2 separate regions of the Homo sapiens genome follow, and region 2 is linked to region 1. The links are chromatin contacts, found by Hi-C or POLR2A ChIA-PET in ENCODE. All regions are on one chromosome and are shown on one strand. Each heading gives the region's core, a stretch centred on a gene start or an enhancer-like site at or near the end of the contact. The rest is flanking DNA. Distances are from core to core; before and after follow the strand shown. Region 1 holds the start of WDR43 (WD repeat domain 43). Region 2 holds the start of PCARE (photoreceptor cilium actin regulator).

The links. Hi-C counts contacts between places; a loop is a spot of excess contacts on that map. ChIA-PET counts read pairs that join two places held with the same protein, here RNA polymerase II (POLR2A). Pooled maps may share reads with other maps.
Region 2: a pooled map shows a loop between it and region 1 (2.1-fold over the local background). The contact joins the promoter of PCARE here to the promoter of WDR43 in region 1. A Hi-C loop is called at or near these places in 2 of 50 pooled maps. POLR2A ChIA-PET finds 5 or more read pairs at or near these places in 3 of 52 experiments (MCF 10A, activated CD4-positive, alpha-beta T cell and naive thymus-derived CD8-positive, alpha-beta T cell).

Annotation. Positions count from the first base shown.
Region 1 is chr2:28,891,841-28,897,929 of GRCh38, forward strand. WDR43 (WD repeat domain 43) reads left to right here and starts at 2,827. Exons shown (of 18, transcript NM_015131.3): 1 at 2,827-3,083. The coding sequence starts at 2,859. RefSeq lists silencers at 2,811-2,890, 3,031-3,090, 3,131-3,180, 3,201-3,320 and enhancers at 2,971-3,594, 3,421-3,520, 3,595-4,216.
Region 2 is chr2:29,073,203-29,079,291 of GRCh38, forward strand. PCARE (photoreceptor cilium actin regulator) reads right to left here and starts at 1,321. Exons shown (of 2, transcript NM_001029883.3): 1 at 1-1,321. The coding sequence starts at 1,059.

The DNA of each region.
Region 1 (6,089 bases), core at 1,577-4,076:
TAAATAGTCTGGCTCCCTCTGAACTCAGCTGCTACCTTTGATTTTTCTAGTTGTCACTATCTACCCTAAGTTTCTCCAAAGCTTTTTCTTTCCACTAGTCAAGGTCTTTGTTGCCTCAGTCTTTGCACTTGCTATTCTCCCCAGGTTGACTGCTCTTCCTTCTGATATTGCATGGTCTGAGTGAGGCTGTCCCTAATTCCTTTCAATACTTAAACTCTTTTCCCTCCTCCGGCTTTATTTCTCTTTATAGCAGCTTGCACTAGCTGAAATAGAGTTTTCTTTGTTTGTTTATTATGTGCTTCCCTGATTAGAATGTCAGCTTCATGAAAGCAGGAATCTTGTCTCTCATGATCACTGGTAGATTCCTGGTACCCTAAAACAGTGCCTGGCACATAGCAGGCATTCAGTTTGTTTGAGTAACTGAATGAATCCAAGTGCCAAATTAGATGTCTCAAATTTAGCATTCCCAGACTAAAGACACTATCATCTTCTTGCACAAAAATCTTCCAGGATTCACTATCCTAAGTGAATTGGGTCACCAACCAGTCTCTCCCTGTAAAAGCTCAATGAGTAATCCTTGGCCGTTTCTCTATCTCTCCCTTGGCCACTTGAAATCCGGCTCATTGTACATAATAAACACTCTTGAAACTTCCTTGCATCGCTATTTCTCCAAGCCACTCACCATCATCTCCACCTGGGGTTTCGAGCCTCCAACCTAGCTTCCTTCTAATACATTCATTACACTGTCTCCATGTAATCTTTCTAAAATGCAAATATTGGTCAGGCACAGTGGTTCACGCCTATAATCCCAGAACTTTGGGAAGCTGAGGCGGGCAGATTACTTAAGGTCAGGAGTTCCAGACAAGCCTGGCCAACATGGTGAAACCCCATCTCTAATAAAAATACAAAAACTAGCCAGGCGTGGTGGCACACGCCTGTAATCCCAGCTACTTGGGAGGCTGAGGCAGGAGAATCACTTGAACCGGAAGGTGGAGGTTGCAGTGAGCTGAGATTGTGCCACTGCACTCCAGTCTGGGCAGAGTGAGACTCTGTCTCAAAACACAAAAACAAACAAGAAAACAATAAAATGCAAATCTTACCATGCTGCTCCGTAGCTGTAAAAGCTTGAGCCTTCCCATGGCCATGAGAGTGGTTTTTATCTTTCCTGGCAGGCAATAGGCTCTGTGTGGGCTGAACAGTACCTAGCATTCCTTGAATTAGAATGCATTGATTTGGTGAATATTTAGGAGAAATATAAAAATCTACCCTTTATTTTTTGGATACAGGATCTCACTATGTCACCCAGGGTAGAGTGCAGTGGAGCAGTCATAGCTCACTGTAGCCTCGACCTCGTGGGCTCAAGCCATCCTCCTCCCTCAGCCTCCAGACTATGGGCGTGTGCCTAAAAATGTCTATTTGATGTAGCAACATGAGATAAATCTGGAGAAACAGGAGGGAATAGTTGTTCCGATCATTACTTTTACATTATTATAACTGAATACATTGTTATTTTGTAAATGATTACAGCCTGGAATTGAATAGGGGGAAACGGAAGCAGTTGTTACAATCATTATCAATTTGAAAGTGAAGACTTCTTTTCTCTCTCTTTTTTTTTGAGACAGTCTCGCTCTGTCACCTAGACTGGAGTGCAGTGGCGTGGCGATTTCGGCTCACTGCAACCTCCACCTCCCGGGTTCAAGGAGTCTCCTGCCTCAGTCTCCCGAGTAGCTGGGACTACAGGCACACACCACCACACCCGGCTAATTTTAGTATTTTTAGTAGAGACAAGGTTTCGCCATTTTGCCTAGCTTGGTCTCGAACTCTGACCTCGGGCGATCTGCCCGCCTCGGCCTCCCAAAGTGGGATTATAGGTGTAAGCCACCGCGCTCGGCTGAAGATTTCCTTCAAACCTTTCGTTCTACCTTATCATTTTCTTTAAAGTTTTAAAAAATTGTTATTTATTTATTATTTATTTTTTTAAGACGGAGTTTCACTCTTGTTGCCCGGAGTATAATGGCGCGATCTCGGCTCACAGCAACCTCCATCTCCCGAGTTCAAGCGATTCTCCTGCCTCAGCCTCTCGAGTAGCTGGGATTACAGGCGTGCGCCACACGCCTGGCTATTTTTTTTTTTTTTTTTTTTTTTTTTTTTTTTTTGAGACGAGTCTCGCTCTGTCGCCCAGGCTGGAGTGCAGGGGCGCGATCTCGGCTCACTGCAATCTCCGCCTCCCGGGTTCAACCAATTCTCTGCCTCAGCCTCCCGAGTGGCTGGGATTACATACAGGTGCCAACCACCAAGCCCGGCTAATTTTTTTGTATTTTTAGTAGAGACGAGGTTTCATCATCTTGGCCAGGCTGGTCTTGAACTCCTGACCTTATGATCCACCCGCCTCGGCCTCCCAAAGTGCTAGGATTACAGGCGTGAGCCACCGCGCCCAGCCCACGGCTAATTTTTTTATTTTTAGTAGAGACGGGGGTTTCTACATGTTGGTCAGGCTGGTCTCGAACTCCGACCTCAGGGGATCCGCCCACTTCGGCCTCCCAAAGTGCTGTGATTACAGGCGTGAGCCACCGCGCCCGGCCCCCCCCCTTTTTTTTTTTTTTTAAAGGAACAGGACTTGATCTTAATTCTACAATTACTTTCTCCCATACTCCCACTCCCGCCCAGAACAAGATAGCGACAGGCCCTAGCGGGCCACCGTCCACAGGGCGGATCCGCCAGAAGCTCTCCTGCGACGCGAAGATCCACTCCCTGAGCCCCCGGCGCTCCCTCCGCCTCACTTCCTCCTCCAGGCTCCGCCCCGCGCCGGTGCGCCTGCGCACGGACGAACACGTGGCTGCAGCGGGGCCAGAGCAGCAATGGCGGCGGGCGGCGGCGGTAGCTGCGACCCCCTGGCCCCTGCTGGGGTCCCTTGCGCCTTCTCCCCGCACAGCCAGGCCTACTTCGCTTTGGCCTCTACCGACGGTCACTTACGAGTATGGGAGACGGCCAACAACCGGCTGCACCAGGAGTACGTGCCTTCCGCGCACCTCAGTGGTACCTGCACCTGTCTGGCCTGGGCGCCAGCGCGGCTGCAGGCCAAGGTAAAGCGAGCGGGACTGCGCGGGGCGGGCGCCTTCCCGGGCTCGGCTTCGGGCCTCCGGGCCGGGTGGCGCGTGGTCCGGCATCGCGCGTGGCTCTCAGCGGCCCGGGCCAGAAGGCTTGGAGGCGGCGTCGGCGCGTTCAGGGCCCAAGCCGCCAGCCCCGCGTGCGGCCTGCCGCGAGGGCAGTGAGGGAGGGCGCAGCTCGACCCGGCCGGCCTCGTATCCGAGCCCTGCCGGCTGGCCCAATGAGGCCTGGGCCCCACTGTTGACGGGCAGCCATGTTCGCCAAGTCCCCTGGTCCCCCTGGGGCGGCTTCCTTCTGCCGGGCCTTGGCTCATCAGAGTTCTGGTTTTTGACAGAGCCCCATCTTGGGACTATCTAACTTTCCTCTGTCTGTGATCCGGCTCATCAGTTTTGCACTGGGCAGTTGGTATGGACTAGTCTGTACTTGCTTCCGGACCTTCCCCCTCCTGCCCCCCCTTTGGGTGCCGGCTCACCACGTGTTCTCGTCCCCGTCCAGGTTGTGGGACTCTCAACTCTTAACTTTTGCCTTTCCCAGGCACCTCTACATTCTCAGCTTTTTGAACTCACTGCTTTTTGATTTTAACATCTGCTCGCCCCTCCCGCCCCGCTTTCAAGCCGATCACACTGCTCCCCACCCACCCCAATCTGAAGTCTGTATTAGGATGTGGAGGTTAAGTGAAGTAGTAGCTTGATTTAGTGAATGTTTTATGAGTGCAGATGAAATTACCCTTAGATGGAAAACTGCCGAGTTAGGCAGAGCTTTTCATTGTTAGGGACCCGTGTCAGGTAAATGCCTTTCACTGTTGAGTCACTCAGCTACATCTCTCTAACTCAGCATGCACGTGGTTATTGCGTTTACAGAGTAGCCAAACCGAATCACTGCAAAGTGATTTGGAAACATCAGGTATCCTGAGGTGTGTGATGTGAGCTGTTTCAATGTGGAGAACTGTAAAAGCTATTTAGGATCTTACTCTCTCTGACGACCTGGGAAGCCTGCTAAATTTTTGGGTTGGGAAAAGGGATACATATAAGTTGCTATACTTTGGGCATGTTTAGATATTTTTCAAATTTTAAGCTACATTTTCATAGTTTATCCTGTTGATTCATAAAATAAACCTATCAGGGCTTATAAGTCAAACATAAAACTAAAAAAAAAATCAGTTTTTATTGTTAAAATTACAGCGCTCTGCTTATCTTTTATTTTCAAAGTTTTCTGTGGTTGTATTTTAACAGTCCTGTAAAGTGATAGTAATACTAATGCTGAGAGAAATACGGAGCAGTGGTTAGGTAGGTGCGTGGACCCAAGCTGGCTATATTGTCTATATTTGATTCTAGCCTCTGCTTCATAGTGGTAATTGCCCCTCTGGTTCCTCATTTATGAAATGAGGATAATAATATCTTCTTCATAGAGTGGTTGTGAAGGTTAATATATTTAATAATGCAGAGAACACTTAGAATAGTTCTTGACAGGTAAGTGCTTTAAGTGTTAAGTATTATTAATATCTGATATTTGTGTGGTTAGTCCTGAAGTGTTGATAAGGAACTTTCTGCCTTGTTTCGGGGAAAGAAACAGAAACTCTGGGAAACTAAGCAACTTGAATAAAGTAAAAAATGGAACCAGGATTAGAACTCAGGTCCTTAAGAGCTCGGTTCTTGGTTATCTGCAACAGATAGTTAATATTAGGTTGGAAAAAATGTCACCCACTTTGCTTTTCTGTTGAGTTTCAGTTGCATTGTATGCCCAAGAGAAATTTCCTAATCTCATATTAAAAGTCATAGTTTTGGATTATGTGCAACACTATGGTAAACTAGAAAAATAACTGGATTTGGTTTCATAGCCCAGACTCAAAACTTACTTTGTCATATTGAGCAAGTTGTTTTAATTTTGAGGACCTCATTGACAAACGAGAGTTGAGCTACATTAAACAAAATTTTTTTCTAGGTTTCAGCATCGTTTTATCTGCACTGTCTCCTTTTAACCACATGACTATGGAATCCCCTGAAATTAATTGCATTTTAAAAAAACTGATTGAAAATCAGAGCTAAGAAAGGTAAATGACTTGACTCAAGCCTTAATAACCAATAAAGGAGTGTGGCCTCTAGAGTCATGGTGCCCCGAACTCCTGGTCAAGTGCCCCGATTTTGTTACTCTCAATCTTGAGTCACAGAACTGAGAGAGCTGGAAGGAATGTAGAGACATTCCCTACTTTGAGGGTGTGTCCTCTTGGAGCATCAGTTTGACTTATAAACTAAGGAGAGACAGTTTTCTTGTATTAAAACAAACTTGCACATATATTATGGTATAAAATTAAAAAGTCATATGTACTGTAACAAGATATCTTAGAAAAAAAAGGCACATGTTAAGGTGCTCTCATCTTATTAAACCCTTCCTTTTATTTTACATCTTTGAGGCTTAGTGTATGAGGCATGAAAAGGATGTTGCTCTGAACCCACTTTCCAGCATTTTGTTAAGGTCCTGCTATATGATGACATATAGTACTCTCAAATTTGAAATAGAGGTATCATCACCCACCTTTTAGGATCCTCAGGATCAAATTAGGCAATGTATGTGACTGGTGTAGTATGGCCTAGTATGTAATAAGTGGCTTAATAAATGTTATTATTGAGTGAATCTGGACTCGTTTTACCATTTAATTTGGCATTTAATATGGTAAATCAATTTGTAAGAAAAGTATTCTATGTTTGGTTTAGTAATTGGCAGTTTGCTACGCAAGGACAAAGTGTGGTGATGATAACTCATCAATGGAGAAAGATTAGTTAGTGCTGGGTTTCTTGGGTAACGGGTTAAGTTTGTGGTTCACAGGTGTTTAGAAAAATTAGATTGTCACCTCTTGTTGGTCACAGAATGATTACAATACTTTGCATTCGTGCCACAATAGTTTTTAGAGGGTTTTTGTACGTTATGTAGCTGAGCATTCCATTTGGTCTTTGGAGCCTGGGGGAAGAGGACCTTTAATGAGG
Region 2 (6,089 bases), core at 71-2,570, 180 kb after region 1:
ACCAATGCCACTGTCCTCAGAGCATAAGGGGAGACCCTGCACCCCAGGGTCGCCACAGCCACTCGCCAGGCTCTCTAGCTGCCTCAGAGCCCTCAGGAGGCGTTCATCCACATTCCTTTTTGTGCTCAGCTTATTTTCCAAGTGGGTTGCAGTGGAGTGGAGGTAGCTGCTGGAGCCCTCCAGGAAGCTGCCGGTGAGCGAGGCCACTGTGCCATTGAGCACCTGCAGCTTGCTGACTGTGTACTGTAGCAGCTGTTGCAGGAGATTTGGCTGCTCCTGGGGCTCTCTTTTCTTCAAAGGCCAAGCCAGATCCTCCCTGACTTCCTGCAGGAGCACTTCTCCATCCTTGGAGATCTCCCCCAACAGCTGGCTGATCTCCTCAAAGCACAGCAGCAAGAAGCTGACCATGGGCTGCAGCAGCTCCCGGGTCTGGGTGGCCTGATGGATGATGCACAGAATTGCTTCATATTTGGAGAGGCTGGAGTGTAGATAGGTGTAAGCCTGCTGGTGGGCCTTTACCAGAGGCTCCGGGAAGTCCACTTTGCCTTCAGGCTCATGAGCAGGGTGGATGGTTTGGTAGCAGTGGCTCTGTGTGCTTGACGTGTGACATTTTGCTGTCCTTTTCCATTTGGAAGTATCTTGGGTACTACTTTCCTCACTCTCATCTCCAGAAAAGTCTGCCCCTTGTGATCCATGGGAACCCTGTGTCTTGAACGGAATATCCTTAGCCATGTGGCTTTGTGATTTGTTCAGCTGGGATGAAGAGGTTTTGGTTCCTGGGATCAGTCCTTCCATATCTTTCCTTTTGCCTGAAGCAGGATCTCCCATGAGCTGACAAAGACCTTTAGCTGTGGTTTGGTTCCTCCTGGGACTTGGCTGCTCCTCTGCCAGGCCCTCCCCAGCGTCATAGCAGGTGGAGTTTTTAACCAGCAAAGGGATGGAACCTCTTTCACTTCCGCCCTGACATCCTGGCCGAATTGCTTTGGGCTTTTTCAAGAACTGAATGCCACTCTTTGCAACGCTGTTTACAAGGTCACTGTGTGAAGGTGTACACCCCATGATTTCAGCTTGTAGTCATCTTCCACCCACCTTCACAATTTTCCAAGAATCATATTTGAAATAGGAACAAAAGGCAATCTTACTAGTCCATCCAGGCAATTTTCAGGCCAGAATTCTTTGAAGTCCATGGTACAATATCCTAAACTTGGAACCAGCTTTCTTTATTTTCTTGGTCCAAATGTGAAGAGGGAGTGGTACCTGTCGTCCTGTTGTTGTTCTAAGTTTGGAACCCTCTGCTGTTAGTGAGCAGCGGGACAATTCTGAAGGCTCCCAGCCTGGTGGATTACGGGCCTGTGTTTTGCTCGCGTCCTGACAGATGTGGATAGCAAGTGCAGCTTAAGCCTATTAGGTTAATCATGCCCTAGCCAGTCAGCACTCACAGTGTGTTCTAATATAGAACTTCTCAGCATTTACTATCTTGGGAAGCGGATTATTTTTGCACGTGCTCATGCTTTTAATTCTGTTCAGACGCCTGCCATATGAAACCTAGAGAAATGAGCCATAATTGCAAAGGCTCTGGAAGAGATGCATTTGTGGAAGAGAAGAGAGGGCTCGTTGATTACAGGCCCTGGAAGAGAAGTGACCTTCACGGTTTAATAAGGGCAAACCAGCCAAGTGTGCTCCAATCTGCTGTTATCAAGAAGCCCCCAAAACACACAATAGATAATAATTGAAGTAATGCATTATTGTTTGTGTGGCTTATAAAAACCCCGGGACTCTAGTATAGAGAATGTCTCTAAATAAGATAGTGAATGAAGAAGGCAGGTTGCTTTTCCTTTGCATTAGAAAATTGAGTTAGGTAGCAGGAAAGCTATCCCCCCCAGTTTGGATGGGGACAGCAGGAAAAGTCACTGCCATGTAAAGCTCAAGGCTGGTCACTACGCTCAGGAAGGCAATGCTTTCATGGGAAGAGGCTTCTTATTCAAACTTCTTCATAGGAAAACAAGCTAAAAACTGGGCAGTGGAGAGCCATTTCATTATTAAGAGGAGAACTCAAGGGGAAGCCCATTTTTCTGCTCAAACTGAGCATGGGGCTCCTGCCTGTGGCTAAGGGTAGCAGCTGCCCATTTAAAACCTCCTTTTAAACTTTATTTGCTGTCAGTAAAATCTAGAACAACAGCTTGGCCTAGAAAGACTGGAGTTTGAATCCTGAGTCTTTCTCCTGTTAGTTGAGGAAACTTCTGATAGTTTTTAAGCTTTCCTGAGGCAGAGCTCATCTTTGAAATGAGGACCACGGTACTTACCTCACAGAGCCATTGTGAGGATTGTCAATTAATACTTGGTAAGTGCTTGACCCAAGGTAGGTACTCAAAAACATGCAGTTTCAGCCAGGTGTGGTGACTCAACGCCTATAAATCTCGGCACTTTGGAAGGTTGAGGCAGGCTTATCATTTGAGCTCAGGAGTTTGAGACCAGCCTGAGCAACATGGTGAGGCTGTCTCTACTAAAAATACAAAAAATTAGCTGGGGATGTTGGCACCCACCTGTAATCCCAGCTACTCCGGAGGCTGAGGTGGGAGAATCACCTGAGCCTAGGAAGTTGAGACTGCAGTGAGCTGTAATAGTGCTATTGCAAGCTGGCCTGGACTTTGGAAGTGAGACCCTGTCTTCAAAAAAAAAAAAAAAAAAAAAGTTTCTTACTCCTTTCCCCCTGGAAGCTAGGGCACTTATAATAATGAAAGTCATAAGAATTTCATTGGTTTGCGTTGGTTTATTCCTGAATGGTCTGGAAATAATTGCCTATGATGCACTTAGAGCCCTCTGAATCTGGTGTTCTTTTTGCCCCCCACCCCCACCCTGTGCTCAATCCACTGCTGCCTCAGGATTTTTCTAAGGCCTCATTGTTTAATTTCTCGGCTCTCAAACACAATGATTCCCACTGTCTGCAGGAGGGAGAGGGGCTTTTATTTAACCATTTCCTATTTTTGGGCATCTAGGTTGTTGCCAATTTCGAAATTTTCCAAATAGAAAAACATTGCATTGAGCATCTCTGAGCATCCCCCTGAAGTTGCTGAGATTGGAGTTGCTATTCTGGCTTTCCAGTCTTCATTTTTTCCCACTTCATACAACCAACGAAAACAACACCATGGGTGTCAGGATGTCTCCAAAACAGGCAGGACTTAGAGCTGCCTCTTGTACTAGCTGGAGACTGGCCACTGGGGCTGTGTGCAGCGCCTGCTGCCTATCACAGCCCGATGCCCCAGAGTGCATCATTAATAAACTTCCCCGATCTGTTTATTTGAAGCAGAACTCAGGCGAGACACAAAGCCGAATCAGTGCCTGCAGGCGAGCTGCGTTAGGCATCAAGACGTTGCTTCATTTGTCACAGTGCTGAGCTGGCCCAGTAAACAAGGGTGCCACGTGGGAAGGCTTTCTTTTCCCTTCGGGTCATCCATTTAACAGAGTGAAAAACTCATCTGGAGGATGCTTTATGTAAATTCTTCTTCTCTTGGGATTTGGGCCCCTGCTTGACTCATCTTTGTGAAAAACTTTTATCTAAGTGACTAAAATTATTTCCAAACCAATGATCAAAATCAAAGTGTTTGCCTGGAGGATTTGCTGTCAGATAGCTCTGTACCTTACACATGAGTTTCCTTGACTATTCCAAGTAATTTAGGAAGCTCTTTATTCATTGCTGTTCATTTTTCATTAAGACCAACTTTTGTCTTTCTTTATTTTAAATTGGATTTGCTTCAAATGAAAAAAATTATTTTGAGTGGGCATATAAAAGTACAACTATTTTGGAAAACTGTTATTTAAAAATATACCCTGTGACCCGTCAATTCCACTCCTAAGAATTTACCCAAGAATATTGAACATAAAGGTCTGCAAAGAGACTGCTATAAGAAAATTTATAGTTCTACTCATAATCGCCTCAAATTGGAAACAACCCAAATGTTTATCAATAGGGAAATAGATAAATTTGATATAATTGTACAATGGAATACTACCTAGCAATGAAAGGAACAAACTAATGAAACGTAACAACAGCATAAATTTTAAAATCATTATGATGAGTGAAAGAAGCTAGACATTAAATAGTGCAAGGTGAAACATTCCATTTTTATGGAGTTCGGGAACAGGCAAGTAATCCATAGTTATATTAAATAATTAGAAAAGTGGTGAATCTCTAGGAAGAGCTATCAACTGGTTGTGGACATGAAGGAATTTTTTTTAGGGTATTGGAAATGTTCCACATCTTGACCTAGGTGGTAGTTATATGGGTATATACTATATAGGCAAAAATTCCTTGAGTTGTACAATGAAGTTGCACACTCTATGTTGCACTTGCGTGTACACACACACACAGACACACACACATCTAACTAAAATGCGGTATTGTATGCTTTGCTTGGCGCCTAAGAGGGTCCTAGCTATAATGCTCTAGGTCTTGGAAAAGGGTCCCTCTATTAGTTGTCTGTTTTTGTATAACTACTCCAAAAATAAGGAGCTTGAGATAACATCTCACAGTTTGTGTGGGTCAGGAATTTGGGGGCAACTCAAAAGGATCTCTCATGAGTTTGCAGTCAAGATGTCAGCCGGGATTGCAGTCATCTGAAGGCTTGACTGGGGTTGGATGATTCTCTTCAAGATAGCTCATCTACATGGCTGTGATAGCTCACTCACATGAAGGCCTCCATTCCTTGCTGGCTGTTTGCAGGAGGCCTCAGTTACATGTCACATGGACCCCTCTGTAGGGCTGCTCGAGTGTTCTTACAACAGAACAGCTGGCTTCCCCCAGAGCAAGTTCTAATCCCAAAGGTCACCTTCACTTCCTCCATATTCTATTCTGTAGAAGCTGGTCACTGTGTAGAGTCTACATTCAAGGAGAGAAAAATTAGGCTCCACCTTCAAAAGGTCACTTGAAAAAAAAAGATCAGGCCATATCATAGCTCAAACCAATGCATCTAGTGTAACTATACTAAACATTAGTTTATAAGGTACTAGTCTTTCCCCTTTAGCATGTTAAATAAATTCCATGCCATTTTGTTTGATGTGGCCCTGAACTAATTGATCAGCAAAAGATGGTTCTAGTGTGACATCAGTTTTGAGCCAAGACTGAAAGTCATTTAAACAATCTAAGAAATGTTTTACCCCTCAAAGTCTATCAGCCTCACCAAAGGGGCTCTCCTGTACCTTAAAAGCCAAGAAAAATTTCCCACTAGTCAAGGCCTACCTAGGACATACCTGGTCCTCCATATCTGAAGGAGTGCTTTTTGCAACACAGTTCCTTGGTCTGGATGTGAGATGAACAGGTAACAGAGAGATAAGCACGCATCTATTGTGGTGAGCTGGCGGGGAAGGAGGCCATGTTTGTGTCCCACGCACTTCATTAGGCACTCACTTTACATTTATCTTTTCAGAAGCTGGCCTTCCTTGCTTTGCTTTGGAGGATCATTAAAAGAACCATTCTGGCTACTGTTATATACCTTAGAGCAATCCATCCAGAGTTGCTCGTGGGATACACAATTCTATCAGAAACCAACATGTGATATCCAGGTGTCTGCCCTAAGTAGCTTTTGATTTGGTGATGATAGTAGAAACACCTGCCTGTTTTTCTTGAATCTTAGTGTGCATGGCGTATGGTCTGGATCAGTCATCACACAGGTACATTGTACCTCTGGAGGTTGACTCTTTAAACCTTTAAGATGCCTCTAAGTATCCTCCAAAGCAAATTTCATGTACACAAGGTAGTGTATGTTTAGAATCAAAGTATCCTAAATGTACCACAAGCTTGAAAAACATTTATCTAGTTTTTTTGTATGATAGAAAGTGTTTTATTGAAATAGATTCAATTCTTACATATAAATTAGAGTTTTTTTTTTAAAGGGTAGGCTAACTTTTGTAACTAACAATCCCCAAATATCAGTGACTTGGCACAGTAAGAGTTATTATTGTTTATACAATGCCAGTGTAGGTGTTGGGACATTCTCTTAAACAGCCCTACTCCACATGGTGACTCAGGGATTTAAGCCCTTCCATCTTGGAACATGAACATCTTCAATACATGACTTACAGGGCGGAAAGGG